Linked DNA regions of Mus musculus: region 1 is linked to region 2. Evidence: chromatin loops called from intact Hi-C (ENCODE). Cell type or tissue: left cerebral cortex. All regions are shown on one strand. Links, peaks and the distances in the headings refer to the core of each region. The heading gives the core; the rest is flanking DNA. Region 1 overlaps Dcaf5 (DDB1 and CUL4 associated factor 5). Region 2 holds the start of Gm29952 (a long non-coding RNA gene).

The links. A loop is a pair of places that touch in the nucleus more often than their neighbours do. Peaks named below come from ENCODE experiments on the same cell type or tissue, not always from the same donor. Only the 100,000 strongest peaks of a DNase experiment are listed, where the experiment ranks them.
Region 1: a loop joins it to region 2, with 2.0 times the contacts of the local background. A loop is called at or near these places in 6 of 42 quality-filtered maps.

The regions. Positions count from the first base shown.
Region 1 is chr12:80,320,321-80,336,147 of GRCm38, reverse strand. Dcaf5 (DDB1 and CUL4 associated factor 5) reads left to right here. Exons shown (of 9, transcript NM_177267.5): 9 at 1-300. Among named protein-coding and RNA genes, the nearest start is that of Gm29952, 58 kb to the right of the region's middle. In left cerebral cortex, for the core only: no CTCF peak of the experiment used is centred there; a DNase peak (open chromatin) is centred at 4,390.
Region 2 is chr12:80,266,111-80,281,937 of GRCm38, reverse strand. Gm29952 (a long non-coding RNA gene) reads right to left here and starts at 11,213. Exons shown (of 4, transcript XR_381744.1): 1 at 10,876-11,213; 2 at 5,795-5,892; 3 at 5,398-5,546; 4 at 4-30. In left cerebral cortex, for the core only: no CTCF peak of the experiment used is centred there; a DNase peak (open chromatin) is centred at 8,423.

The sequences.
Region 1 (15,827 bases), core at 4,219-12,218, 55 kb before region 2:
ATTTTGTTCCTGCATCCTGTACATAATGTTTTGAGTGTCAGGTCCAGGGATGAGAGACCGTTGCTCTTCCCATTGTTTCTCTCCTGGTTTTGTAAATGATTCTCAATCGACATATGAGTTCAATGAGCTGTTGGCTTGAGGCAGGTGAAGTTTGCAACTGTGCTGATTTAATAGGAGTCTCGTGTTGTCTGTCAAGGTGCCTTCCTCTGCTGAAGCCTTACCTCCTCACAGCCTGCCTCTTCTCACCCAACAATGCTGACTCTTCTCTGTGTATATGCAAATAAACCTATTAATCACTTCTCCCTGCCTTCCTCCTCTCTTCCTGGGAAGACTTGGTTGCTTAGACACCCTCTTCCTTCACTTCTTTGCTGTTTTAGTTCCTGCCCAGTTGGAAACTTAATTTAAAGCCATACTGAAGACTAGAAGACAAATTCCATGTCTGACAATGGTCATGCCACTTCTGAATATTGGGTCGAAGGTCATATCTGACAATAAAGGAAAGGTAGAGGAGGCTGTGTCCGCTCGGCCTCCTCCCCCAGGCTTAGGGCACTCAGGGTAGTAAGTCCTGGAACTGGCATTTTTATTAGTTGGAATTTCACATTGCAGAGAAACCACCAGCAGCCCTTCCTCAACTGATGTTTTCCGGTGCTTCCAAATGCCATGATGCTTCTCATGGCGTCTTTAAAAGAGAACAGTGAGCCGGGCGTGGTGGCGCACACCTTTAATCCCAGCACAAATCCCAGCCTGGTCTACAAAGTGAGTTCCAGGATAGCCAGGGCTATACAGAGAAACCCTGTTTCAAAAAAACAAAACCAAACAAACAAAAAAAACAGTGGAAAACCCAAAACCATGTGTCATTGCTATAAAACCAGCAGCCGCAGGAGGCTGTGTTTAACTGAAACATTTCCTATCAACCGAGATGCTTGTCAAGAAAGCAAGCTTCCAGAGGAAGCCCATTGTTCCCTTTCAACCTGAGTACAACCGTGTAGTACACCATAGGGGAAACACTGAGGTGCAGCCACACTCCTGAGCCCTGGGCCTGTCCCCAATGGCAAGATAGTGGCTTGGGTCTTTGGTTGATTGGTTTAGGTTGGAGGGGGGTGTGGTGTGGTTTGGTTGTTTTAACTTCACTTATTGTATTTTGCTTCAATACAAAACAAAACAAAATATCATAGTCTCATAGTACAGCCCAGGCTAGTCTCAAACTGACAGTCCTTCTGCCTCAGCCTCCTGAGTGCAAAGTTTCCAAATGTAAGTCACCATTCCCTGCTTGTATTATTTTTAGGACAGGATTTTACTTAGCCTATAATCCTGCTTCAGCCAGGGTACTGGGATTGCAGGTGGACACACACCATCACACCCAACTCCAGCCTTTGGCAAGCTGTGTGGGTCTCTAGTGGGGTTATTCCAATCAGAAAGGTCATTTGTCCTGAGCATTCATACTAGAATAAAACAACATGAGTCTGGATAAACAAAGTCACTTTCGTTGTCTTCAAATGAAGACCCAGTGCTTCTGACAGTATAAATGATAGTCTAACCCGTCTGGGCTCTAGTTTTACTTCATTGCTAGTGGGTATGATTCTTCCGGGATGGAAACTCAGAGGCAAAGATGACTCTGACCTCTACTGTGCACAAGCAGAAGTCGTCACTCAGTTCAGTTCTCAATGTGTTAGAAGGATTCTGTGGAGCCTGCCCCACTGGGAGTCGTTATCTAGCATCTCAAAAGGCCTAAGTTGGGAAATGACTCTTTGCTCGGCTCACAGGCTATTCCAGCAGAAGTACAGAATGCTGGCTTCCTTTCCCTTTATCTGTCAGTACGCCACCAAAGCTAGGGAAAGACAAATACTAAGATACCCTGCTCCCCACAAAGTCCTTGGACAGAAGGGAAGTTGTGTTGTCAAGGGAAGTTGAAAGGGAAGACATCTGGTGGTTTAGAAGATAGACTGCAATGAAAGAAATGGAGTATCCAGTAGTGTCAACAGCTTCCTGGATCCATTTGCCGGCATGCAAAATGCTAGTCAGGGGCTGGGGCTCAGTGGTATAGCACTTGCCTGCTCTGCCTCATGCAGAGCTGGGTTTGATATCCAGCACCGAGAAACAGAATAGTCACTAAACAAAACCCTCGGGTTTATTCCCAACTTTATCACTGAAGTCAATAGAAGTGTAGAGAACTTCTAGAATGCATAAATAGCATAGAAAAGGGAGGGGTTGAGACTGCTAACCAGAGCACCAGCATAGTTAATCATGGCGAGTATGGTGGTGATTGGCAGCATTTCAGAGTAACAGGCTTGTACAAACCATTCCACTCTGGTTAGTGACTATTGAAGGCTTGCCCCTACCTTTTTTATGACACTTCCTGTGATTTTAATGATGTGAGTGTGTGAATGTGAGCTTGCCCACTGAGGCCAGAGGCATCTGATCCCCCTAAAGGTTGAGTTTACAGATGGTTGTGAGCCACCTCATAAGTAGTATGCACTCTTAACTGGTGAGCAACCTCCCTAGCCCCCACTGTGTCCTCAGGGTCTCAGAGTCAGTGTGCTCCAGCATTTCTAAGCACTCCAAGACACCACACCTTAAATAATAGCTAATTTACTATCTTCCTAAGAGACCTGGGAGTGGAAATAGCACCGAACTTGAACACGAAGTGTAGCCTACATTGGTTCTGAGTGAAGGACAGGATTCAGGCAACTACCCTAGACACTTGGGAACTGTCAAATAGGTCCCTCAACTCTAAAATGTGGCTCCTTCCATTCCAGAAGCTTGGATCAGAGGGCTCTCTAGATTCTACTCAGACATCGTTTTTGAGACATCACCATAGTGCCCAACAGAGCCAGACTGTGTGCCAAGATCTTTGACAACTAACTACTCAGAACCTCAGGCTCCTCAGAGTGTGAGTGTGTGTGTGTGTGTGTGTGTGTAAGAGAGAACCAACATAGGATCTGTATGCATGTGTATATGTAAAAAAGAATGATGTACATTAAGGCACATATCTGAGGATGACATGATAACACAAGTATTCCTGTCGTTGGCACCTCTCTTTGTTGTTGTGCTTGCTGGCTTGACATCCATGTGCACGCCCCACAAGAAGGCTTTTTGGATGTCAGTCCATCAGAAATATGGATAGTCAAGGTCCTCCAGAGAAAGAATACTGTTTGACAGCAAGTCTCAGCCTACAAGCACTGGAAGAGAGTAGATCTCCCCATTACCATAGACATTGCAAAGCTTGCTTTGGAGCCTTTGGGGAGACCTCTTAGACCTTTGACCCTTTGTAGTGCCACCCCTAAGAGCTGGAAGCTTAAAAGCCAGACATGGCTGATAGAGATCTCATAGATCCTTGCTCACAACAAGCTTATAAAGGTTGAGATAAGGGGTGGCAAATGTTATTAAACTAAAATTTTAATATAATAATACTAGAAAAAGACCTAGACCTTAAGAAGTGAGACACCAAAGCTCTCTGGGCTTCTGAGGTCAAGTTCTTAGACCTGGTGCTGGGCCATCCCTAAGAACCTGGGAAGGAGGGAGCCATGGAAAACCGCTGCATGTGCCAAAGAAGAGTTAACCAGTTTTCTATGCAGGGTTGATTGAGAGGGGTGTGTGTGTGTGTGTGTGTGTGTGTGTGTGTGAGAGAGAGAGAGAGAGAGAGAAGGAGAGAGAGAGAGAGAAAGGGAGGGAGGGAGGAGAGAGAAGGGGAGGGGAGAGGAGAGAAGAGAAAGAAGAGAAGAGAGAATATCTTAGTATCTCATCCAAAAAGGCTAAACCATAAAAACCAGCAAGGAAGTCTGATAGATCAATAGATCAAGGAAGGAAAGCTCACATCTGCTGCCTGCAGTGGTAAAGGAGCTGAATTAGTGATGTGGGAGCATGGCCGCGGTTCTTAGGGCAGAGAAATGTGAGAGGTGAGCGGTTTGCATTACTGGTGGAAAAGAGGCAATGGAATTACACTTAAAGGTGAAATGGTTTCCAGTAAAGCACATCTGCCTGAAGAGAGGTCAGAACACAGTGTCATACAGCAGACAAAGCACCAAGCAGGCGGGACCTTAAGAGCTGACCCTACAAGAGAGGGGGAGAGCCCTCACCAGCCTCTTCTGTCCCATTTCAAAGGTGGAGTTTCAGTTGCTGATCACTAAGGCTGGTGCTCCCAACTGATCTCACTGCTTCCTGAATGTGGTCTCTGGGGCCTGGCTTCCTGCATGATTTCCTTATGGCCTCACTCTTATCAAGTGTGACTGGGGCTGGATCACAATGTACAGCAATAGTAAGGGATTGCAAATGGTCACACGGAGGCAGCTTGTGTCAGGTGGAGGCTTTGACAAAAGAAAAGAGTGACTTGAGTTTGGGACACCCTCCCCCTACACCCAAGAGCTTGCACCTCTGACCACATTCTCAGCTCTGGTTGGCTGTAAGAGAAAAGTCATCAACATGCTGAGGGGGAGGGGCAGGACATGGGGAAATACAAGGAACTAGAGAATAGGAACCTGATTGCTTCCGTTTACAAGCCCATGCCTGGGCTTGAGACTAAAAGACCCTTCAAGTTCAAGAAAGGACCTGATGGCTGCATGCAGTGACACATGCCTTTAATCCCAGCCACTTGGAGGCAAGAGGCAGGCAGAATTCTGATCTGGCCTACACATCAACTCTCTGGATAGCCAGGGCTACATAGAATGACCCTGTCCCTTCCTTCCTTCCTTCCTTCCTTCCTTCCTTCCTTCCTTCCTTCCTTCCTTCCTTCCTTCCTTCCTTCCTTCCTCCCTCCCTCCCTCCCTCCCTCTCTCTCTCTCTCCCTCCCTCTCTCTCTCTCTCTCTCTCTTTCTTTCTTAAGGAGCAAGGCCTGGTGAGGAAAGGAGTCTTCCTAGGTGCAAGCCCAAGCTTTACTCTGCTCTGGAACACTGAGTCTTCTCAAATGAGCCGGAATGAGCAGTGTGCAGCTCATGTCCTTTACGGTTTGGGGGGTGGGGGGTTGTGGCGCTGGGGATTAAACCCACTGAGAGAGATGGATCAGCACAAAAGGTGGACGCTGGCCTCAGCTCTGTCTTATTCCACACATCTGTCAGGAAAGAGTTGGCTGGCACAAAGGTCAGTCAGTGCCTGGATCACGGTTCCCCCAGCTTGAAGATCCCACGGAGAGACCTATGGAGATAGTCCAGTCAGCAGCTATGTCTACTGATCCCCCACCACCCGCCGCCCCTGCCCCCTGGTTTCAAGTCCAGTAGGCAAACACTTCCTAAGACTGGGAGATAAGTTACTCCTGAGGGGACTGTATGGACCTGCTAAACACTGCACTTTTAACCTCTCCTCCTCCGGGTGAGAAAAGTAAGTTCTTGGATTCCACTTGGAATGAAGGAAGGGTAGGCTGGGCTGATGCTGGTACGACATGGCAAGTGTGACTCTAGGATCTCCTATGCAAGAGTCAGACTTACCCTAAAGACTGAAATGGCTGGGAGGTCAGGTTTACAAAGCCAAGGGAGGTACACATCTGTACTCTCAGCACCTTCAGAAAGAAAGGAGGGAAGGAAGGAAGGAGGCAGAGGTAGGCAGATCTCTGAGTTTGAGGCCAGCCTGGTCTACAGAGTAAGTTCCAGGACAGCAAGGATTACACAGAAAAACCCTGTCTTAGGAGAGAGGAAAAAAAAAAAAAAAAGACAACCAAGCTATATTTTTGTTTTGGATTACTAGCTCATCTGTTCTAGTTGAAATTGGCCCTTACAACCATTAATGCAGTCGTAGATCATGTAGTCTCCTGCAGGGTTGGGACAGGCCTTGGCAGACAGGAAGGAATCAGGTCTCCACTCTCCTCAGGTTCTAGAGTTCCCACCTTCAAAATCTAGAAGATCTAGGCTCTAGAGGATAACGGCAAACTCCATACAGCCAGCTTAACTGGCTGGTCATGTGCTTAACTGGCTCAATACAATCTTAGCACAGAGAATAGCCAGACCAGAGAGGAGCATTATTAGTGCCTGTCAGTTCTTTTTACTACCCCTTCCTCCTAGAGCTTGTGAATAGATACTGGGTCTCCCCTCCCCCTCTCCTAGCCCCAACAGCAACTAGCTCAGATTGTAGAGAAGTTAGGTGAAGGCAAACTCTGCAGTTACAGGTGCTGTCTTCCTGTCCATCCTCATGGGGAGTGAGGCACGGAATGGTCCTGCTACACAGTTTCCCAGACATTTCCTGCTGTACAAATTCTGACCCCCTGGAGGGGACATCAGGCCCTCCCTCAGTGGAAGTGAAGAATGAAGCAGAAAAGGAGCGTCACTAGCAGGTCCAGGTCTCCTGCCCCACACCATTCTGAGTCACTTCCTGCTCCTTGCTGGACTTTGATCTCCAGCTGCTGCTGCCCCTCAGTTACAGCAGAGAGAGGACTGACAAGCTTATTCAGCTCTATAGTCCTGGGCCTCTCCTGGTTACAAAAAAAAACCCCACCTTTTCTATGCTCACCATTGTGTCTGATGACCTGTTGGCCATCATCCTTGATGCTGCTATAAAGCAAAGTGCTGACAAGAAATATAGGTGGCGGGTCGTGGAGACTGAAAATACCATCTCCCCATCTTCCTTCTCCGCGTTTATGGGAGCACACATGCAGACGAAGCTCCGTGTTGTGAAATCAGGGTTGCCTTCTTTTCCTAAACACTTCTGAAGCATCTAGAAAACCAGAAGTTTTGAAAGAAAAGAAATGGCAGCAGCTTGGGGGAGCCCTAGGCACCGTAGCTACTATTTCCCATCCCAGCTGCCAGCAAGCCTCAGTGACATACGTTGCTGGTGACCGACTGTTCACTTAGGGCTGTGGTCTGTCAAGCAGGGTTATTGTTTTCACTTTATGAAGAGCCTATTATGAAAAAAGCAAACTCAAGAAACCAAAATGAGGACAAAGCGATTCACATTACACACAAATGGATTCTTTACCTAAGACTTTCTCAGACACCCCTCTGCCTTTGAAGAGGCACTGTGGGCTAGAGGGATATACACTGTAGCTGAGTGGAATCTTTTGTTTTGTTTGAGGCATGTTTTCTCTTTGTATAGACCTGGCTGTCTGGAACTGGCTCTGTAGACCAGGCTCACAAAGATCTGCCTGTCTCTGCCTCCCCGAGTGCTGGGATGAAAGGCATGTGCCACCCCTGCCTGGCTCTGAGTGGAATCCTTAAGGAGCCCACATGGCTCTCAGCTTTGCCTGAGTGACCAACATCCCCAAACTTAGGAGGTCTCTCAAGAGAATCTTCTACACAGGATGGTTTGAGTCTCTCTGGGAAACTAACAGCCCTGGTAGGTTAAGATTCCCTTCAGGGGCTGGAGAGATGGCTCAGTGGTTAAGAGCACTGGCTGCTCTTCCAGAGGTCCTGAGTTCAAATCCCAGCAACCACATGGTGGCTCACGGTTGTGATCCCATCTATAATGGGATCAGATGTCCTCTTTCTGGTATGCAGGTGTTGTACATGATGATAAAGCACTTATACATAAATACATAAAATAAATCTTAAAAAAAAAAAAAAGATTCCCATCAGACCCCATTTCCCTGGTGAGTAGGGAAACCGTTCCTTCCTGTGACTTCTCCCCAGTTACAAGTCATTGCACCCCCAAAACACAAGCAAGTTCTTGGAGTAGTAATTTCCCTTGAAAACTCTAATCCATGAGGCATAAAGAATAACAGCACTTAATAGGGCCAGGCTGCTTACGGGGGATTCAAGAGAACTGAAGTACAAGGTGGACCTCAGCTAGGGAGGTGGCTCAGTGGCTTAAAGCGCTTGCCACGAAAGCCTGGTGACCCGAGTTCCATGCCTGGAATCCACATAAAGACCGAGGGAGGGGCTGGAGAGATGGCTCAGTGGTTAAGAGAGCTGACTGCTCTTCTGAAGGTCCAGAGTTCAAATCCCAGCAACCACATGGTGGCTCACAACCATCTGTAATGAGTTCTGATGGCCTCTTCTGGTATGTCTGAAGACAGCTACAGTGTACTTCCATATAATAAATAAATAAATAAATATTTAACAAAACAAAACAAGGTACATCTTCAATGCTTCAGTCTGCCAGGAGAGATTGTGTTTAAAAAAAAAAAAAAAAAAAAAAAAAAAAGACCGAGGGAGAGAAACAGATGTGCAGAGCTGGCCTTTGACCTCTGCACATGTGCTTGGCCCATGTGCCCCTCTTCACCTCTGTTCGTGCACACACACACACACACACACACACACACACACACACACACACAGGATGGAGTTAGAACTGCTCTTCTATAGTCAAGTATACTTCATCAAGGAGACACTGAGGTGTGCAGACCTACCCAGAAAGTGTGTCCTGGCTGCCATTTCTGAGTGGGGAATTTGTGAGAACAGCTCTGTCTCGCTGTGGTCCCAGTCTTGTTGTCCACCAGGAAAGAGAAAGACTTCTCACAACCTCAATGGAGGCGACTACACACTCTCTGAGAGAGCAATCCACTCCTGGAGGTGTGTTCTAGATGTTCCCACCTGGTCCTGAAACAGACACCTACTTGTGCCCACTGCAGGTCTCTGGGCAGTAGCAGAGAGCTGGGACCAACAGGTATTCATCCTCATGGGGTGGGGGGAGATGTAAAATGTGGTAGCAACCCACTCCCATAGGCTACACAGCTATGGGCAGGGATAACCAGACAGACTCATGGCAGCATGGATTCTGTCAGTGAAGGGGAAAGTGCAGAATGATAGCCAAGGCAGTACCATGTATGGAAATGAACACTGCATGTACAGGGTGAGGCATGGTATTGTGAGCCTTTAGTCCCAGCACTCCACCAGCAGAGACAGGCTGACCTTTGTTGAGTTCTGGCCAATATGTCAGGTTCCAGTCCAGAGAAGGTTTATGTAGTGAGACCCTCTCTCAAAAAACGTTTATAAAAGCCAGGTCTGGAGACACATATCTTTAATTCCAGCATTCGGGAGACAGAGGGAGACAGATCTCTGAGAGTTCTAGACCAGCCTGGTCTACAAAGTGGGTTCCAGAACAGCCAGGGCTGTTACTCAGAGAAACCAAAGGAGAAGTAGGAGGAGGAAGAGGAGGAAGTGGTGGTGGAGGGAAAGGAGGAAGAAGAGGAGGAGGGGGGAGGTGACATGTATATAAAAGGAGAATGTACATTGCCTGTGCCATATAAAACAAAGGGCAGTGACTATCACAGACACTAGAACGGAGACCCACGTGAGGGCAGGCTGGGTAGATCACATAAGAAGGGACTTCACAGTCACATAAAGATCTTGCGAGCTGTGGGCAACTCAGTTGATGGTAAACTGACACAATGGGTTATTATGCCACCAAAAAGGGAAAAGACACACAGAGCAGGGTATGGTGGTGCACACCGAAATCCTTGTACTTGAGAGGTAGGTGCAGGATTAACGGTTTAGAGCCAATCTCAACGGCCTAGTGAGTTCAGGTCCAGCCTGAGCTACATGAGACCATTTTAGAAAAGGGGGGTGAGGAGGGAAGAAGGGGGGGGACTATTGATTTATGCTTCAATAGAGGTGAACTTTACAAACATGCTAAGTGGCAGGTGCCATTCACAGAGATGGCATGCTGTTGGATTCTGTATGTGATATGAAAAGGTCCAGGGGAAAATGGGGAGTGAGTGCCAAGTGATTAAAATGTAGTACAATGCCAGGCAGTGAAGATGCACCCCTTTAACCCCAGCACTCGGAAGGCAGAGGCCGGTGGATCTCTGAGTTCGAGACCAACCTGGTTTACAGAGGAGTTCACAAAATAATGAACTGTGTTCTTTGGATGGGTAAATTTTAGGGCACACAAACTATCTCAGGAAAAAAAACATTTAAAGGAAAATTAAAAGGAGGAGAAAATTCTCCTGTGAATTGGCCTTGGCCACTTCCTTTTTCTGCTTCTGGTTTCAAACAGGAACTGGGCAAGGTTCACCTACCTTGACCCTGCCTTAGGGCCATTGCACCCCAGTGGCACATAGTTGCCTCTGGCCCTTCAGACTTGGGAAAACCAGATTGGCTAAAGGTTCCTGAAAGGAACTCAGTACTGCCATGGGGGGGGGGGGGAAGAGGGGGTGTCTGGTTGGCAATTTCTGCCATCTGCTCTCAGAACACTTCCTCCAATGCCTAAGAATCTCATGATCACATCAGCCTCTGCCATCTTCACAGTGGAACAAGAAAGGGACGTCAGAGCCGCCCGACCAGAAGTGGTCAGTGGTAGCTCGAGGAAGATGCATTTTCTTTTATCAGCACCGGTATTGGTATTGGTTAGGCACCTTTAGAACTCTTGGTGACTCAGTTTCTTTCTAGGGAACGAGCATGAAGCACCAGGAGCAATTTGGATAGGAAATAAGGAAATGTATGTGAAAACTCCTAGCACGGTCCTGTCCCATAGATAGAACCTGCTAGATGCTTATTGAATCCCAAGCCCAGCAAGCCCCTCAAACAGGCAGCCAAAACAGTCTGGGGAAGGTAAGAGAAGGGTTAACATGGAAGAGTCGATTCATAATCATAGCTGAAATCCTGTGTGCCGGGAGTGTTGAGAGCTGAGAAACGGAGACAGACTGACTCTAAGTTAGCCGTCCTGAGAACAAGAGAGCGAAACCCAGTTTAAGCGCAGTGGCCAGCCAGGGAATGCAGTATCTCTCTGACAGAGCTAGTTGCCAGAAAGCATCCACCTCCCCCTGCGTATCTGTCGATGGGCTTCTTTTATCCAGCCTAGAAAAAAAAAAAAATGCTCATCTGTCTCAATTTACAGACAGAGGTAGAAATGAGAAAAGTCCCCAACAGGTTCCTGACCACCCTTCCTGTGGAAACGGAGTGGATGTGTCCAATGAGCCACCCAGGGTGCAACTGTTATCCTTGGGTAGAAATGACAGAAGCCAATTTCCCCTCAGGAGCCTTTGAAGTCTGAATGAAATCTTGGTTCCTAAAGATACTGGTGGTGCCGGGCAACAGGAACTGTCCTGCAAACTGTTAGGTCTCAAATCAGGACAAATGGCTGAGGTGCCATTAACATATGAAAGTGAACCTGGCTGGCAGGTCCTTACCTATGACAGGGTATGGTTGGCATGCCCTGCCCCCTACCCTGAACCTCTCCAGCCCAGGTCCTGGGCTGCCCTTCCCCCAGCTACCCTCCTTATGTAATCCAGCCATTTTGCTAAGCCAGTCCTTTTGGCTATTCTGTCTCCTACCCTCTACCCTCCTGACCTCTTGGACTAGCTCTCTCCTCCCCCCTCCCCCTTTCCTCACATGTCCCAGCTCAGGATGCTGTTCACTCTGGACTCTGCCAGATGTGTCTGCCTCTGGCTATGCTCTCCCTTTTATCTACAGTGAACTTTCCCCCACTACCTAGGACCAGTCATGTCCTTTCCTTTTTTATTTCTGTTTGTCATTCACAAGCTATATGACGTTATGTCACAGAGAGCTATTGCCTGGCCAGCACTGCTGAAAGGTTCCAGAATGGAGTGGCCGAACATTTCTCGGGGCCCTAGTTCCTCCTGTGTGGTTCTCCAGGCTCTGCCTCCTGCTGTATGTGTCTGCTTTGTCTCAGGCTGGCCTCTTCTGAGGTGTTGAGGTAGCTGCACCATCATTCTGGATAACACACTGCCTTGGACGAGACACAGAAGCTTTCTGAAGTCCCTAATGGAGTCGGAGGGTAGCTCTGCCTGGGCCACTACAAACCAGGACAGGGCTTCCTGCTCTGAAGGGTAGGAGGGCAAGAGGCAAGACTGATGGGAGCTGGTGTGAACCCACCTGGAGATCATGCCTTACCCTCCAGAAGGAGATGAAAAGATGCCAAGAACACAGACTCGTGTCTACCGCAGGTCGTAAATCTCATTTATAGCTGAGGCTGTCACCTGAGACCTCCCAAAGTTCCATACCTGCTTTATGACAAATCCAAGACCAGCTGTCCCTAGTCTCAGTGACAGTGTAGTCAGCTGTCTTTGAATCAATAATGTCACTGAGGGCCTCGACAGGTAACCACCACCTCGTCTCTAGGGAGATTAAGCAGACAGAGTCTTTGTAGCTATAAAGGGATGCCCACATTGATCTCCAAGGCACCACTGGGACCTTTGCACCCAGCACTTGATAAGAAGAGCACAGAGATGAGCCTGTTAACTCCAGGATAGGCCTCAAGGAAGCTGAGGTGGGCTTGTCTCAGCCATGTTTTCAGATTTGTCATTTCCTGAGCAGCTCTGGCCACCCTCCCCTCTCACCTCCTCCCAGGCTAAAATGGACAAACCAGGGCTGATAATTGAGTTAGGTCAGCTTCCTCTCTGGCCCTGCCCTCATCATAATCTCATTTCCACGGGATGAGGGATGGCAGTGTCCAGGCTCAGGAAGCAATCTGTTCCCTCGTGTCCGCTGGGCCTGTTAATTGGATAGAAGAACTCACTAAGCTTCCACAGAACCCTATTAGAAACAGATTTCCTCTGGTTCCCACAGGCCAGCCCTGGAGGGCTCTCCAGGCCTCAGCCTACAGGGAAATTCAGCTTTCAATTCAATTTCTGTATAAGTGAGTTGTCTTTTATTTTTAATTTATTTTATGTGTATGGGTGTTTGGCCTGCGTGTTTTATGTGCAGACCATGTGCATGCAGTACCTGCAGACGTCGAAAGAGGGCGTTGAATCCCCTGGATTGGAGTTACATATGGTTTGAGTCATTGTGTGTGCTGGGAATCCAGGTTGTTTGCAAGAGCAAACAGTGCTCTTAATGATTGCACCTTCTTCCCAGGTCCCGAGTAACTTAAGTCTTTATTAGAATAGTAGCTGCCACTGACTAAGTGCCTACTGTGTGTCAGACATAATGCTACATAGTGTGTTCTGGACTAAGGATGAAACTGTTACTCTTGGCCAAGGGTCTCGCCACAGGAACTGCAGGACCCTCCCTCTATTTGAATGGATATACTTTGTTCTTGGGAAGAACTTTGGGCAGCTTGGTTGTTTGTTTGTGGGGGCTATTCATCTAATTTTTAAAACAGTCTCATTATGTATCCCAGAACATATTAGGTAACCCAGGCTGCCTTTGAACTCAAAGTCCTGCCTCTGTCTCTCAACTGTTGATGGCTAGTTCTGTTGGCTCTTCGAGAACAGTCCTGTGTCTAGGGTAATATAGTGCCTGAGTGTGAAATGGCCCCCTGGGAGAGCTGTCTAGCACCAAAGGCCATCAAGGGTGCCCCAAATTGTGACCTAAGTTAGCTTCCTGAAACCCCCCCCCCCCCACTCAATGCTTCCAAGAGACAAGCCAGAGCTCAGCCTCCACCTGTACTCTGCGCCTAGAGTCAGGAGTCACATCAGAGCCTAGGGGACTGAGGTGCAGAGGACGCTGACTCCCTCTTCCTGAGCTCTGCGCTTTGCTCTCCTGCTGGCTGCTGTGCCTCACTCCATCTGTCCAGATATCACCATCCCCAGGAGAACGTCCTGTCCACTGGCTGAGTTAGTCAGCTTCAGCAGGAACCTCACCTCTCCTTCTCCATCCCAAAGCCCTCTTCCTTGACCTGTTTGGTCTGTGCAGCTCTACTGTTGCATGCTGGGTAGGGTCAGTCACTAGTTCTGTCTATTCCTGTCATGAGAATGTGAGAGCTTTCCAGACGGTGCTTTGGCTCCCCTGGCCTCTCCCAGTTCCAGGAACAGGGGGAGTTTTTAAGATACGCCTGCAGAACAAAGGGATGGATAAATGAACCATGAAAACATTCGCTGCAACATTTGTTTCTAGGTAACTTTTAATTTCAGTTTTGATTTTTCTCTTCTATCCAAGAGAAAATGTGCTTCTTGCTATGTTCTTTCTTTTTTTTCCCCTCCTCCTCCTACTCTTTTTTTTTTTTTTAAGTAGAGCCTCATGTAGCCCAGGCTGGCCTCCAACTCTGTATGTAGCAGAGGATAACCTTGAGTTTGTGATCTTTCTGCTTCTACCTCCGGAGACCTGGGATTACAGGTGTGTACCATTTTTACCTATTTTTATTTGGTACTGCAAGTCAAACCCAGGGCTTCTTGAATGCTAGGGAAGCTCTTTGCCCTAATTTCTATACACAGTTATCTATCTATACATGAGGGCTCCACATTCTTTAATTGAACCAGCTGAAGACTGAAAAGGCAAATGCATCTCTGCTGAACCTTACAACATCTTAACTTGCTGTTATTCCTTGGATAACAGCTGCTACATAGTGTGATATGGCACTGGGCTGGTATGGTTAATCTGTGTTGGGCTGGTATCTTGATGGGAATTGAGAGATACCTAAGAGATCAATGAAGCACACTTCGCTGTGTGTCTGTCTACGAGGGCATTTCCTAAGATGATTAGCAAGGTAGACCCATCCTGTGGGGGCTGCATTCAATAGGGAGGAACAAAGGGGAGAGAATATTTCTTCCTGTTTCCTGGCTGTTATGGGTAAACTGCTCTGTCCCACCTTGCCGTTTCTCCACAATGCTCTATGTTGGCACAGGCCCTGGAACAATGCAGCCAGTGAACTGATGTGTAACCCCTGATGCTGTGAGCCAAGATAAACCTTTTCCTCTCTCTCTTTTTTTTTTTTTTTTTTTTTTTTGGTTTTTCAAGACAGGGTTTCTCTGTGTAGCCCTGGCTGTCCTGGAACTCACTCTGTAGACCAGGCTGGCCTCGAACTCAGAAATTCGCCTGCCCCTGCCTCCTAAGTGCTGGGATTAAAGGCGTGCGCCACCACGCCCGGCTAACCTTTTCCTCTCTTAGCTCGTTCCTTCGGGTGTTTTGTCACAGTGACAAAATAAAAGTGACTAACCTTTAGACTTTGCAGGTGCTCTAGAGAGTGAAGTATGTGGGAGTATACGCATGGGTTATATGCAAACTGGACACCATTTCTATGGGGTTTGTCCATCTGTAGACCTGGAGGCATGCTAGGAAACGCTGAAACAAACCCCTGAGGACACTTAGGAAGAACTATAAGTAGAATTTGGGGAATTATTATTATTTTGAGCAAAGCAAACACTGATTTATTAAGGAAACTTGAGAACTCAGGAATGGAGGGGCTCCTTGAATGGCATCCATGACTGATTTTAATAGATGGTGGTCAGAGGCTGTGGCCTATTAATTCTCTGTGCTTAATTTTTTTTCCTTGAGTCTTCTTTCTACCTAAGCATGATTATTTTAAAGTTCCTTGCAGCCAGGTGAGGTGGTACACACTTGGACTTTCAGCACTCTGAGGGTAAGGTTGTTGTGAGTTTCAAGGCCTGCTCTACAAAGCAAGTTTTAGGCTAGCCGGGACTGCCTAATGAGGCTTTGTCTCAAAAAAAGCATGAAAGAAAATAATAATAATAGTAATAATAATAATAATGTTATACTGACAAAGCTAATAAAGATAAAAACATGAAAACAGAGTAATTCATGAAGTCCCTGCCACCTGCCTTCCACAGGTGCCAGTTTATGGCCAAGTTTGCTTAATTATGGCTCCTATTATTTTTAAACACCTCTCGAACAGGATTTTTAAGAAGACCTTATGGTCACAGCCTCAAAAGAAGAAAAATTAGTGTGTGTTCAATCGAGTGTATTGTTAAAACCCATTATAATTATTTTTTACTGTCTAGTTCTAGTTAATTCCAAGAGATAAACAAAAACATCTCACTTCAGTTATTATGACCTTTCCCCTTGCATGTTGTTTTACATTTATTATTTTTTTGTGGGGGAAGGGCACACGTACCACACAGAGAACAACTGCGGAAAGAAACCCTCTCTTTCTGCCCTGTGGGTCCTGGGTATCAAACTCAGGTTGCAAGGCTCAGCAGCAGGCACCGATACCCACCCTTCCTCTTACATCTGTTTGTTTTGAGACTGCTCTCACTGTGTAGTCCCAGCTGGCCCAGAATTTGCGTGTGTAGACCAGGCTAGCCTGGAGCTCATGGAGAAAGGCCTGCACCT
Region 2 (15,827 bases), core at 4,763-12,762:
CTCTTACCCACTGAGCCATCTCACCAGCCCCTGTGGTGATTTTAATAATGGGATATATATCATGCTCTTAGCTCAGTAGAGAATCTTATTTTTCCCTTCTGTGGCCAAGACAGGTAAGCCCACCTGACCACACCTTCCCATAGGCCTCTGGGACATAGCAGGAGGTCAATAACTCCCCACTGAAGTAGACACACAACCCCTATTATGCACAACACAGGGATTAGAGTTCTGTCTTTCCACACTTGCCGTTTGTTTCATATAAATCCTGCGGCAATAATTTGAGGCTGCTGAGAGATGTGCTTCTGACAGCCACTGATGTCCATTTTCCATTTGTAACAAGCTGTGACAACTCCACCTTCTCCACCTACCCCCACCCCTCACCAACTGGACTGCTGGGGACTAGAGGTGAGAGCCTTCCCACCCCATTCTCCACGGTCTGGCCACTCAGTGCCAAGAGGGCAAAAGAAACATTTGGGAGTGTCAGCATTCGGGGCTCTGGCATCTCACCTGACCCCTGCCTGGACGGTAATAAAAATAAATAAAACTGAGCTGTGAGAGCCTTTGTGTTTTATAAGTAGATTGGTAATGCTGAGAGAAAACCATTACTGTGAACTCTCAAGAGGAAAAGAGGAAAAAGAGGAAGAAGGGGGAAGGGAGAGAGAGAAAGGGAGAGAGAGAGAGAGAGAAAGAGAAAGAGAGGGGGAGAGGGAGGGGAGGGGGAGGGAAAGGGGGAGGGAGAGACTACATACAGAACACTGTTTTCTGGTTTCTAGTGGCCTGGGTTTGTGTGAGCTGAGCTCCAGTTGGGTTTTCTTCTACATACCAGGATCAATATGATCTGAGAAAAGCGACTTCTTAAAAGTCAAAGAGAACATGAATCTGTGAAGCAACTTAGCAGCTCTAGCTGGTGCCTGAGGATGGCATGCAGGAGTCTAGGGGTTTGAGACAGGGGTGGGGGAGGGGACTGTAGGGGCAGTAGGAGTGGGGGAGGGGTGGGCAATATTTCAAGACCTAGCAAAGCACACTCAAACCAACACACACACAGAGCTGTGAAGGAGAGGAGGGCAGCACCCACAAAGGCCTTATCCTCGAAGACTCAAAGTGTAGTGTGGCGATGCCGGGCTTGGTCCTGCCCCACAAGATCTTGCCCTGGACAGGTAAGGAGCTATCCCAGGCAGGTGGAGAGAGTGAGTTCCATGCCATACTCCTTATGAGAAACAGATGACTCCTTGCTCCGAGATGATGAACACCTCCAGAAACCCATCTCCGTCCCTCCTTTGTTCCAAAGCAAACACTTCCTTGGCTTCGTTTTCATGCCCAGCTGAGCTCTGTGGGAGGGAAACTCCTGGAACCAAGCACCTGGATGGAAAGAGCTGTCAGCCAGCCTCTGGGGCCAGCTGTAGCCACAGGATTGGGGGCTGCTTTCATGATGACGTCTGAATAGCCACAGAAGCGTGCAGTCCACCATTGAGCAGCATCCCCAGATAAGATTCTGACTCCTCATCTAATTTATTCTAAAGTTAGAGGGACAGACAGACAAAGGGAAACAGAGACAAAGAGACAAAAACAAAGAGACAGACAGAGGCAGAGAGATAGACAAAGACAGGATTGACTTCAAGGGGGACAGCGACAACAGGACATCAGCATTTTCAGCATATGTGGCAGAGACAAGGGTCTGTGCTCAGAGCTTATACATATAAGCCCACAAAAACCTGTTAACAGCTGGGCATGGTGGTGCACGCCTTTAATCCCAGCACTCAGGAGGCAGAGGCAGGTGGATTTCTGAGTTCGAGGCCAGCCTGGTCTACAAAGTGAGTTCCAGGACAGCCAGGGCTACACAGAGAAACCCTGTCTCAAAAAAACAAAAACAAACAAACAAACAAAAACCGTTAACAACCAAGCAAATTGAGATCCAGAGGATCAGATCCTGTCTTAGTTAGGATTTCTATGGCTGCGGATGAAACTCCACAATCAAAAGGAAAGTTGGGGAGGAAAGGGTAATTATTTGGCTTATACTTCCATATTGCTGTTCATCACAGATCAATGTTAGTTAGGATAGGAACACAAACAGGGCAGGAACCTGGAAGCAGGAGCTGATACCGAAGCCTTAGAAGGGTGCTGTTTACTGACTTTCTCCTTCAGGCTTGCTTTCTTATAGAACCCAGTACCTGCAGCCCAGGAATGGCACCACCCACCATAGGCTGGGCCCTCCCCCATCGAGTACTAATCCAGCTGGATCTCCTTGAGGCATTTCCTCAACCAAAGTTCCTTTCTTCTGATGATTCTAGCTTGTGTCATGTTGTGTCAAAACAGCCAGAACGGACCCGTATGGAATGAGGAAGCCGGGAGTTGAACCCAGGCTGCCTGACATCATACCTCTATGAAGGTACACTGACTCTTTTTCTTTTCTTTTCTTTTTTTTTTTTTTTTTTTTTTTTTTTTTTTGAGACAGGGTTTCTCTGTAGCCCTGGCTGTTCTGAAACTTACTCTGTAGACCAGGCTGGCCTCAGAAATCTACCTGCCTCTGCTTCCTGAGTGCTGGGATTAAAGGCATGCGCCACCACGCCCGGCTAGTCTGCCATATCTTTTCTCAGAAAGACCTGGCTTAGACTGACTCTTAAATCTGGGAATGAATCCAGTCTTTCAGACACCCACTGCAGATGTGAGGGTCCTTCTGCTATCCGGGCACAAGCAGGACATATAAGGCTCTCACACCTTTCCTAGTGTCACTACAGTGACTTGCTTACAAGAATCCTTAGAAATGGCTTAGGTTTTGGAAACACACAAGAGTTGGAGAACCATTTACTAAACTGAATACGTCATCCAACTTGGCACAATGAGGCGTGCTCTTTATCAGCGCACGTTTAGTATCGTGAGTGGTGATTAGGCTGGTCATGAAGGCAGCTGGAGGAAAACTGTTTCTGGGGCGGTAAGGACTTCCTTCCCAGTCTGAACCGAAATCTGCCTCTTAGTCGCTGGATCCTATGGCTCCAATTTGAACCGGAAGGCAAAAGACCCTCTGCCTGTTCCATTCTATCTTAGCAAGCCTAGCTGACTGCTTACCAACCCAGGCAGACTAGAAGCGGCAAGTTAGAGAACACAGACGCACACAGCTCCCGGGTTCTCCCCCACACTATCTGTGTCTATGTGACATGCTTAGGTCGGGAATAACGTTCTAAAGCCCAAAAGGTAAATTTAGCCAGAGGTGGGGATTGCTGCATTGAGAAGAGAGTAGCTGGCTAGGGAGACGGCTCAGATGGTAAAGTACCTACTGTGTACGCATGAGGAGCTGAGTTAGATTCCCAGAACCTATGTTAAAAAGAGAGGGGAAAAAAGCCGGTTGCAGTGGTGTAAGCCTGTGATCCTGATGCGAGGAGGTAAAGACAGGGGGATACCTGGGGGTGGCTGGCCAGTGATGTAGGCTAATCAGGGAGTCGCAGGCCAGTGAGATGGGTAAGGGGAACTGCTCTCTTACATGCTAGGCAAATGCTCTACCATTGAGCAGCGACCCCAGCTCATGATAACATTCTGAATCCTCATCTAATTTATTCTAAAGTTAGAGTGACAGACAGACAGACAGACAGACAAAGGGAAACGGAGACAAAGAGACAAAAATAAAGACGCAGACAGAGAGACAGACAAAAACAGAGCCAGACAGACCGAGGCAGAGAAACAGAGAGACTGTGTAAGGGAGAGTTTATTTTGGCCTTCCTAGCAGTTCCTCAAGAGCACAGCTACGCAGTTGCTCTCCGGTCCTGGCTGAGGCCTCAGGTCTTTGGAGCAGTGGCCATTCCCTTTTCCTTCCATGCCCCATCCTCAGTTCAAGAGCGACTCTCACCTTAACAGAGCAGGTAGAAATTTCAGAGCAACAATAAACCCTACTGTGATTTACTTATCCGGCTTCCATCCGTGCAGTTTACCCCTGGGCTCTGTACATGGGATTGCATTTGGTTTATGCTTGAAGTAACCTCGTGTCATGGTTAGCTTTACCTGTCAGCTGGACACGGCTGTGGAGGTAGCCAGCGACTTGGTAAAACACTATCACTGCTTGCCAGTGAAGGTATTTGGCCTAGACTAACATTTGAATCATTAGAGTGAATACAACAGTCTGCGCTCTCCATTGTGAGTGGAACTGGTCTAGTTACTGAAGACTGGCTGGAATCGAACAGGAAGGTTCGTCCTCCTACAGTAGAGCGACTTCCTCCTAACTGCTGCCCGTACATGGGCTTCTCAGCTTCCCTGAGGCTCAGGCCTGCAGGGCTTTGGTCTGAGACCACACCATTGGCTCTCGCTCTCCCAGGTCTTAGTTTGCTGCCTGACTCATCCCATTGACCTTGGGACTTGCCACCTTCATGATTGAGTCAGTTCCTTATAGGAACACACACACACACACACACAAGGGGCGGGGGGGGGGGGGTTGGGGGGGGGGAAGAGAGCTCTTGCAGATGAAAGCATATTTCCAAGTCAGAGTCACCAATAGCCTGGAAAATACGATATCATGATGTGTTCATGGTCAGTTACTGGTGTCCTGGTGTAAACCAGGACTGGAAAAGCAAGTTTAGTTAAGTTTTATATTGGGGCTCCCACCAGGGCTCCCTTTCCCAACCTTGGGGTCTTCCTTGAGAACCTGACCCTGGTTGGAGGTTACTACTAGGCTTAGGGTCAGCCCCTGCTCTGCTCACCTGTGCAGGTAGACAACTCCCTCTCCAGCCTCCCTCCTCAGTCAGGCTGCTCGATGTATGTATGTATGTATGTATGTATGTATGTATGTATCTATCTATCTATCTATCTATCTATCTATCTAATGATAATGCTCTTCCCAGGAAACTGGGCCAATCGATGTTGGGTAGGTGACTGAAACAGACACTGTCTCTGTCCCTGGACCTGCTGTCACTATTCCCTTCCACTGGTGAAATATCTCAGAATTCACCTCATTCCTCCTCTTGTTCTCAGTCTCTACACAGAAGGGCCCGCTCTCACCCGTCTCTGGCATTCTGCATGATCCTTGCCTGCCTGCAGGGTTATTTCCAAAACAAGTGAGGAATGGGCATTTCGAGGGCCCACACATTTCCATCTGCTATGGCTTCCAGAAACAATTTGGAGAAGGAATGTATGTCTTAGCAGGAACTGAGTTCTGCTGGACTAGCATCCTGGTTTTTACACGGAGGAAAGAAAGGATGGAAGAAGGGCAGAAAACCAGAAAGAAATGGCTAGCAGCTTTCAGCAGCCAAGTCTAGATGAATAACTGGTGGAACAGCTTGTATTTGCAGGTAACCTATGAAGCTGGCACACTGAGTACGAGGGGACCAACAATGTCAGCGTGCCACATGCCACTTACAAAATCATACATATCAACTGATTTCCATTCTCGGTATTTGAAAACACTTCAACACACACCATCATCATCGGCACTGCTCTTTCTTGTTCCAAGCATCGGAAGATGTAGGCAGTTGGGGTGGACTTAGTGAGGGTGGGCGTGGTGGGGCTAGGAGGGCCTTGGAGACCTGCACAACCACCTCTTCAAGGTCTCCCCTCAAGGCAGCTCTCTGAAAGACAATAAATAGGGTCTGAAGCTGTGCCAAGATGGAGTTACTGGGCTTGGGGAGGCCTTTCCAGAACACATAAGAGGGCCTTGAAAACAAAGGTGTGTGGGAGCGTGTCAGGTGGGCATGAGGTAATGTTCCCAGGGTGCTCCGGGTCTCTGATTAAAGGGCCATTTATCCCTGAGTCATTATTCTGCCTAGTATTTGTGTCTGCAACACCAGCTGTGACAATGGAGCCCACAAAGACCAACCTGCAGCTGCTATTGCCTAATGTGCATAGAGAGGTTGGAGGTGGCCATGAGTTGATGAAGTTTGTCTTTGATCCAAACACAGTTCAGCTGGCTGAGATCTGCAAGAAAGCCCACATGAGTTAATGCAGAGTTAATGTCTTCTGGGCCCCAGCAAGGGTAGCAGATCACATTTAGTTTGAATACATGCAAGGAAAGGCTTGATGTGCTCCCCCTCCCTCCCTCCCTCCCTCCTTCCCTCCCTCCTTCCCTCCCTCCTTTCCAGATAGGGTCTCTCTATGTTGCCAGTTCTGTCGTGCAACTCATATATAGACCAGGCTGGTCTTGAACTTTCAGTCCTTCTGTCTGACTCTTGAATACTGGGATTACAGAATCGTGTCACCCTATCTTGTTTCAGCATTTTTTTGTGAGAGGCAGGGCTAAGGGTGATATCCCAATGTATAAGGGCCAGCCACAGGAAGTGGCCCGAAGTGCTAGGCAGAGATCCTACCAGGGCAAGCAGTATGCCTAAGTGGAGATGGGTCAGGTTCTGACTTCTGTGTGGCTCAGTCGCACAAGCCAGGGCTGTCCTTTTCCGTCTGGAGTCATCTCAAATCCTATTTCACCCTGCTTGGCCCTTAGAAAGAACTGCCCAAATTCACCCAGAAGCTGGGGTTTTGGTTTGGGCTTCCAGTTGGAATATGTCCACTCTGCCTTGTCTGCAGCCTCTACACCCAACCAGAAGCTGGTAAGTGTTCCTGTCCCCAGCTGTGAAGGATAGAAAGCCTGGCCAGCATCCAGTTCTCATCACAGCAGTTATGTGTTCCAGCATGTGCTTTCAGAATGTGTGCTCCATTATCACGTATGTCAGGCACAGGCTAGGATGTGTGGTTTGGGGTTAGACTTTGGCCACATCTTTCTGTGGCTCTTCTTCTTCTTCTTCTTCTTCTTCTTCTTCTTCTTCTTCTTCTTCCTCCTCCTCCTCCTCCTCCTCCTCCTTCTCCTCCTCCCCTTCTTCCTCCTCCTCCTCTTCTTCTTCTTCAGAAAATGGACATTAATTGCCATGCATCACACATTTGGTGAGTGCTCTGTGAAAGATGGCCTTCCAGCTGGATGGTGGTGGGGCCACACCTTTAATCCCAGCACTTGGGAAGCAGCGGCAGGCAGTTCTCTGAATTTGAGGCCAGCCTGATGTACAGAGTGAATTCCAGTATAGCCTGGGCTGTTACACAGAGAAATACGGTCTCAAAAAAGGGGGGGGGGAGAAAGAGGGGGGGGGAGAAAGAGAGGGAGGAGGGAAGAGAAGAGAGAGAAAAAATGAGAGGGAGAAAGAGAGAGAGAGAGAGAGAGATGTCTATCTAATATGGAAGCCAGGCCCTCAAGATGGTCCAACTCTCAACATACAGCACTGAATGAAGGCTCAGGAATAGAAGAAGGGACAGCATCGCTGCCTTCTCCACAGAAGCTAGAGTTTTCGTGGATGTAAAAATGGGATAATGTAAGGAGCACAGAAACCCTGGACCGTGGCTTCATGGCTGGAGATGAGCAGAAAGAAGTAGAGGCGAGCGAGTGTCACTTCAGAGATGAGGTCAAGTGCGATGAAGTTTCCTCTTCGTTTTCTCTCTCTTGGATTCCTCAGCTCCGGGAAGTCAGCACCCCGTCAGAAGGACACTTAACTGGTTACAGACAGCCTGGGTGGCAAGGAGCAAGCCATATCAGGGGACCCCTGGGACATATTGCCCTTCAGGCTTCAGTCTGAAGTCATCAAAGAGACTGTGAGCCACAGCTTGGGGCTCCCAGCCCTTTGCCTCAGCAGCGGTGCCCTGCTTGTCCTTTGAGTCTGCCAGATGAATCAAGTAGCCATGATAACCAGCCGATGGCTTACGCAGATAAAACTTGAAAGCAAGGGAATCAAGATGACCGTAGGATAAACCACGGGAGGAAGCACACATCTGGAATCCCATCGCTTAGGAGGTGGAGACTAGAGGGTCAGAGATTCAAAGTCATTCTTAGATACATACCAAGCTTGAGAGAGAGAGAGAGAGAGGGAGAGAGAGAGAGAGAGAGAGAGAGAGAGAGAGAGAGAGAGAGAGAGAGAGATGCTGGTCTGGTGCTGGAGAGATGAGATGGCTCAGCGATTAAGACTTTGGTTCAAGCCGGGTGTGGTGGCGCACGCCTTTAATCCCAGCACTCGGGAGGCAGAGGCAGACGGATTTCTGAGTTCGAGGCCAGCCTGGTCTACAGAGTGAGTTCCAGGACAGCCAGGGCTATACAGAGAATCCCTGTCTCGAAAAAACCAAAACCGAAAAAAAAAAAAAAAAAAAACCAACAAAAAAAAAGACTTTGGTTCAGTTCTCAGCACAACCATCCTTAACTCTAACTCTGGGGTTTCTGATGTCCAGAAATTCATTTTTCTTTTTTTAGGTTGTTTGTTTGTTTGTTTTGCTTTGTTTTGTTTTTTAACCTTCTCAGCCTTCTCAGTTTGAGAGTTGACTGCTCTAGGCTGATCCTCAGTGCTGGGATCTCCGGGTTGGGGCTTGGGTGGGGGATGGGTGAATGGAAGCAGCTTTTCGATCAGCTTTCATCTGATTGGGTGTCATGAGCATGCAAAAATCAATTATTATGCCTGATTGGTCGGGCCTGGAAGGGGTGGAGCGAACCCTACCTGAAACACAGGGGCGGTGCTTTCCCACAGGAATCTAGAGGCACAGTTGCCAGGAGCAGGAAGCGGTTGCCGAGCAGCGGAAAGACAGATACTTATTGTCCCTGTGTTTTTATTGTGTTCTTCAGTGTGTCTGGGTGCTGCTCCCCTCAAGCCACCTGGTTTCCTGGCTCTTTGTAGAATGCTCTTGTTTCTTCCTCTCTTTCAGGTCTTAAACACCACCCTTCAACTACACTTCCCTTCAACACTGTTTTAATCTTTCTCAAAACAAGCTGTTTTGAATGTGGCTGTGGCTGTGGTGTGTGAGCATAGTGTATTTGTGTGCGGCATATGCAGGCGTGTGCACCTGAAGGTGCTCTGTGCTCTGCTTTTCTGTTCTCTGCCTTATTCCTTTAAGACAGGGTCTCTCCCTGAACTTAGAGCTAGGTCTGGAAAATAGTCAGCTCCCATGATCCTCCTGTCTCACCCCCTCATCACTGGGGTGACAGGCACATACACTGTGATGACTGCTAAAGGGGGGGGAAAAACCCTAAAGAGTTTGTACCTAGTTTTATGTTGGTGCATACCAAAAGAATATCTTAAAAATTGGGTGTGGGAACTCATGCTTGTAATCCCAGCACTGAGCAAACAGAAACAGGAGGATTGCTGTGAGTTTGAGGCTAGCCTGAGCCACAGGCTTTTTATTTGGAAATTTGAACTCAGCCCCTCACGTGCAGCAAGTGCTCTGAAACATTGAACCATCTCTCTAATAATAGTTTTTAAAATTATTTATTGATTTTTATTTTATGTGCATTGGTGGTTTATGTGCATGTGTGTCGAATCCCCTGGACTGGAGTTATAGACAGTGGTGAGCTGCCATGTGGTTGCTGGAAATTGAATCCAGGACCTTTGGAAGAACAGTCAGTGCTCTTAACCACTGAGCCATCTCTCCAGCCCTGAGCCATCTCTCCAATCTGAACCTCACCTCGAAAACGCAAGTGCCTTCTCTCCCTTTCAATTCTTCTAGATTCCCTTTCCTTTCTTTTTCCCCTTGAGACAAGGTCTTAATTATTCTATTAGCCTCTCCCACTGAAATGTAAGCTCCACAGGGTCGAGTCTTTTATCCATTCTGATCCCTGCTATATCCTTTCTATTTTGTGCCCAACGCATAGTAGGTACTCTAGAAGCAAAGGCTAAATAAGGGGTGTGCATAGCTACCCTGTTGAGTAGCTGAGATGAAGGTGAGGCCCTTCCCATTTCAGATGAGGCCCCAAAACTTAAAGATTTTCTTGGCTGGAAAAAATAAAACAAAACAAAACAGTTGTTGTTTTAAACACTAATTGTTGAGTGTTAATGAGAAAACAGCAGAGGGGAGCTTCATGAGTTATTGTGTGCCCCCACAGAGTGAAGGTTAGAAGGCACCCTGATGCAGCAGTTCAGACTGAGAGAGTGGCAGGAGGATGGAGTCACCGCCTGGCTGCTGGTAAGACAGACATCCCAGGCGCGAAGGAAACACCTGCCCCAGATCTGAATCACACTGACAGCAGTCATTTAGTTTCAGCAAACACAGCAGCCCCTTTTAAATTAACGTGCTCATTTGAACTTTACTGATCTTATAGCTTCTTTGAAATGGAATTTGGCTTTTTTTGTCAATGCTGGGGGGGGTGGGGTGGGGGAAACACCTAAAAAGTTTGTACCTAGTTTTACGTATGTGGAAAGAATATGCTAAAAACTGGGTGTGGTATTCCCAGGGGATGGGGAAACTGAAGCAGGAGGATTACTGTGAGTTTGAGGCTACCGAGCCACTGGCTGCAGGATGGAGTCTTTGTTTTTTGTTTTTTGGGTTTTTTTTTTTTTTTTTTTTTTTAAGGAAAGGAAAGAGAAGGGAAGGATGAAAAGAGAAGGGAGAGGAAAGAGAAAAAGAAAATGAAAAAGAAAGAAAAATAAGGCAAGGTGGGAAAGTGAGAAAAATAACCAAATGTAGCAACATATGCGTGACTGTTACAATGGCGGCACATCACTTTGTAAGCTAACAAAAGTAACTAATTCAAACATTATAACAGAAACTAATAGGCTTGCGAGCATTTGTATCCTTTACAAAGAAACTTACTACTCAAGATGGCCAAACACTTTGGAAAGAGTTAAACCTTTGTCCTTGACACAGGAAGGGAAGTCTCAGAAGGATTTCAAGAGAAGGCCCAGGAACTCAAAGATCACCTGGCCAGTCCAATCTCTCATGCTTCTCAGTAAAGACTGGGTTTACTTAGCTAAACTCAAGGCTCAATTCCTGACCTTATCCTGCCTCCCACCTAGGGAGAGCTGACCCCTCCCCCCAAGTTATCTCATCAGCTCCAGGAAGTGACCTGGCCGGCCTCTGGGGTTGAGAGCAAGCGCTCCTTGCCTCTGCCTCCCCCAGCCCCAGGAATCTGCCTGCCAACACCCAGGTTGGGGGGGGATTACTCACCAGGAATTCCCAGCTGTACTTTGGTTGTTTGCCCGCTGATATTTGCTGGGAACTAGAGATATCTGGGAGGTCTTCCCAGCTTTTCTTAGCTGGCTGGGGCAGGGCAGCTGTCAAGCATAGCTATCTTTGTTCTCAGAGCCGACCCCAGAACTGCTGCTGGAGTTAGAGATTAGCCTAGGGTCCTTCCCTGCCTTTAGCCCAGGAAGTTGAGAGAGAGATAGAAGTTTGCTCACTGAGGAAAAGAGGGTACCAGAAAGCCAGTTGCTCTGTCCTGAGACCAGAGAGCTGGGCACTGTGTGGGAAGCAAAGAACCTCTTTCGCCAGCTGCAAGCCGGTCTTTTCTTAGAGATCCTGTAAGGGCAACCTGCCCACTGTCCCACACACCCTGAAGTCTGTGGTGGGAGGGGAGGAATGGCCCTCAGGAAACAGTTCCAGTCAAGCAGAAGATGAAGTCTGGAAGAGACTGACTCGGCTGCTCAAGGGACACAGTCCACTTGAGTGTCTCCAGCCTCACTTTCCCCAAAGGCTCAAGGACTTATGAATTGTTTACGTAGACCACAGCAAAGGGAATGGCTTCTGTCTGATAGGGAAACTGAGGCAGAGGGCTGGGATTTTACTAAAACCGTATTTCCTATAGCAAATAACTCATAGAAACATTGGAAGTGGAAAATGTGGACAAAGGGCTCGAACAGAGCAGAGAACAGTCTGTCAGCTCAGAGAGGTGCTCTCGTGAGTTTCAGAGAATGTGAGCTCAATAACCCATTTGCTATTGGGTCTGAGGACCAAGCTAATTTCAGCCTTTTGGGCCTAGAAACCCTAAGAAATTTTAGCCTTGTTGTTTGCTTTCTGTCACCATGATAAACACCATTATCAAAATATAACTTATGGAAGAAAGAGTTTATTTCATATTACAGCGCCAGGTAACAGTTTATCGCAGAAGGAAGTCAGGGTAGCTCTTGGAGACAGTAGCCAAAGCAGAGTCCATGGAAGGATGCTGCTTACTAGCTTGCTCTCCCTAGCTTCTGGTGAGCTGGCTTTCTTTCCAGCCCACTCCCCTTGGTGAGGGATGATACGCCCCACAGAGTGCCGGGCCCTCTTATATCAATTAGCAATCCAGAAAATTGTGCCACGGAGATGCTCACAAACCAGTCTGATTGATTTGGTCACCACATTGAGACTCTTCAGATGACTCTGGGTTGTGTCAAGTTGACAGCTGAGGCTAACTAGTGCGACATGGTTTTTCCTATCTCCTTCTAGCCTTCTATGGCTTGAAGTTGAATATCCTTTCTCCAAAGAGCTTAGGACTACGAAGTGTTTCGGATTTCAGGGTCCCCACCCTTGATATGGGAGTACTTACATATACATAATGTGGTATCTCAGGGATGGAGGGAGTCAAAGTCTTAATACAAAATTAATTTCTGTTGCAAACACACAGCCTAAAGGTAATTTTACACAATATTTTTAGTACATCTGCATGTTGACTGCAGTCTATCATGTGAGGGGAGGTGTGGAATTTTCCACTTGTGGTGTTATGTTTATGTGGTAAAAGTTTCAATTCAGGGAACACTTCACATTTTGAGTTTCACTGGGCATGGTGATGCATGCCTGAAATCCCAGCATCTGCGGTGCTGGAGAGATGGCTTAGTGGTTAAGAACACTAGCTGTTCTTCTAGAGGACCTGGGTTCAATTTTCAACACCCACATGGCAGCTCACAGCCATCTGTAACTGCAGTCCCCGGAGAGATCTGTAGTTTTCTGTTTCCTTTGACACCAGGCACACATGTGTTGCACTGAATTACATGCAGACAGAATACAAATACCTGCAAATAAATAAAATTCCAGCACTTGGGAGGTGAAGGCAGGAAGACGAGAGTTCAAGGTCATGCTTAGCAAGAGGTGTTCAAAGGCAGCCTGGGCTGTATGAGACCTTGTTATAAAAATGAAAGGGGGGGGGGTGCTGGAGAGATGAAGCGATTAAGAGCACTGGCTACTCTTCCAGAGATCCTGAGTTCAATTCCCAGCAACCATATGGTGACTCACAACCATCAGTAATGGGATGCAATGCCCTCTTCTGGTGTGTCTGAAGATAGTGACAGTGTACTCATATACATAAAATAAGTAAATAAATCTTTAAAAGATAATAATAAACAAACAAGCAAACATAGTGTAGGAGTTCAGATTGAGGGTGGGTACTCATTCTGTGTTCAAATGATTACTGTGCCTCTGTGGTCTTAGGAAACGTCCATAGGAACCCATTAACCACCCTTATAAAGGAAGAGAACCCAGGATACAAAGAAGGAAATCCCCAGATTGGTGGACTAGGGGGCCTCACAGTGGTTTTAGTTTTTAGTATCTTATAGGTCCTATTTGTCTGTGTTTCCTATAAGGCTCTGAAGGGCCCATACCTCATATTAGGGCAAAGAGAATGAGTGACTATTTAGAGGCCTGTTGTCTACCAGGCCCTAGGCTGGCATTCTGTGTTTTTTGCCTCACTTCAAATGTCAGTCCAAGGGCCAGGGCTGTGGCTCAGTGGAAGAGTACTTGCCTAACAGGCACGAAGGCCCAGGTTCAGCCTTCAGCAGAAAAAGAAAGAAATACATTGATTTTCAGTTGCTTTGACAAATTCAAGTCCAGTTCATTTCCTCTCAGATTGTGCCCGTCTGTGACTAGCTGTTGTATGGCCAGAGTCTACGAGAGGAAGTCCCGGGTCTGACCCCAGCTAGGGCATTTGCTCTTTCAAAGCCTTCCAGAATGCTGCCTGGCATGGAGTGGGTGTGTGTCATGCATTCCCATGGCTCTCAGGCATCCCTGGGCCCCCTTCTTTCCCAGGGAGGTTTGTTCTTCTACCTAGAGTAAGGCTCACTCAACGACAGGACACCTGTGGCTCCCAGTGACTCACAGAAACAGCTGCCCTGAACATGAACATGAACATGCGTCCTGGAGGAGGAGGCTGCGGCAAAGTAGGAGGTGATGGCCTCTCTCTTGAGCAGCTCCGCAGAAAAGGCTGACTTGGTGAAGAAGCTTCAGGGTTCTCCTCTTTGACACCACCTGAGCAAATGTCTTGCTTGGGTTTCAGTCCCCTACCCTCTAGCGTGTATAATGGCAAGAACTCTTCCCACAGCCTCTGCTCTTTTTGTCTTTGCAGCCAGAAAAATCCAAAGGATGCAGAAGAGAGTAACAGCTGGGCCTGCAGGAGAGGTCAGCATGGTTTCCCAGTTGACTCTTCCCACTTTGCCCTTCATCCATCATCTTGCCTCCATTTTCTCTGCACACATAACTCCAGGGAATGATGGGGAATTGAACCCAGGGCTCCAAATACACTACGCACGCCTCCACCATGGAGCTACACCTCCAGCCCAGGATTCTGTTTTGGCTTGTTTGGTTTGTGCCTTTTTATGTTACCCAGGCTCATCTCAAACTCAGTCTTAAATGATCCTCTGGTCTCCATCTACACTTTAGTTGCGCTATGGGTCTGAACCACTGGGACTAGCGAAAGATATATTTCTTTTAAACTTCCATTTGAAATGTCAGCTGATGCACGGAGGTATAAGACTTTAACCCCAGCACCCAGGAGGTACAGGCATGTGGGTCTTTGTGAATTCAAGGTCAGCCTGGTCTACATAGTAAGTTCTAAGCTGGCCAGGGTTATACACTGAAATCTTGTCTTAAAAAGAAAGAAAGAAAGAAAGAAAGAGAGAGAAAACAAAATCAAGTGAACTGTCATTCAAAATAGACTTTATTTATTCAGCTGGCTCATTTCTACTAAAGCAAAGCAAAACACCTTCCACTCAGAGACAAGCAGTCCTCACAACCAACCATCCATTGAACGGTCACTAAACATACACTGTCTGTTTTAAGAGACAGAGGGTTGTGTCTACCTTGCTGGCCTTTTTGCTTTGCTGAGTTTTGCTTTTATATTTGAGATAACATGCTGCTATGATGCTAAGTCAAGCCTTGGACTCAAGATCCCCTGTCTTTGTCTCCCAAGTGCCAGCATTAGAGATTTGTGACATGACAGCAGCCTCTTCACTGTGTGTTTGTGTACTCATGTGTATGTATATGTGTGCTGTGTGTGTATGCATGTGTGCATGTTTGTGCATGTGTGTGCATGCATGTGCATGTGTGTTGTTGCATGTGTGTGTGCATGTGCAGGTTAGGGTCAGGGGTTTTCCTCACTCTACCCCTTACTTCAAGGTCTCTTACTGAACCTAAAGCCTGCTGATTCAGTTAGATGGGCCGGCCTGAGAGTGCCTGGAATCCTTCTGTTTCTGTCTCCCATGTGCTGGGATGATGGGTGTGTGCTACCACCATGCCCAGCTTTTACGCAGGTGCGGAGGACCAAGTCCTCCTGCTCACACAGCAAAAAATTTATTGAAGGAAACATCTCCCCAGCCCCCTTTTCTTCATTCTTTATTTATAGCACAGTACCAGGCACAGATGAGTGATACCTGGTGAGTGCATGAATGAATGAAGGAATGAATGAGTGACATGTGGGGAATTAGTGAAATATACATGGCAAATAGAGAATGAATTACTACTGGACTCTCTGGTGGCAGGGATAGGTGCTATTTATTAATTCAGATGATCAATAGCACATAAAAAGTCTTACCCAAAGAGAGCCCACTGCTAACCCACCATATTTTAGAAAACAATACCAGGTGGTAGGAGGATATGAACCAACTGAAATCCTCACTTCCTGCTGCTAGAGAGTAAGTTATTACAGCCAATTTGAAGAGCTGTTTGACAACATTTACTAAAATGAAGCATATGCCAACCTTGTGACCTAGCCGTTATACTCGGAGACATACATTCAAGAGAAACAAATGCTTATGTTTATCAAAAACACACAAAAATGTTCATCGTGGCTTTCTTCATGGTAGTTACAACCAGCAAGCAGTGAAGATGCCTGCAGACAGTTACTCAGGATATACTTGTATAATGAAAACACACAC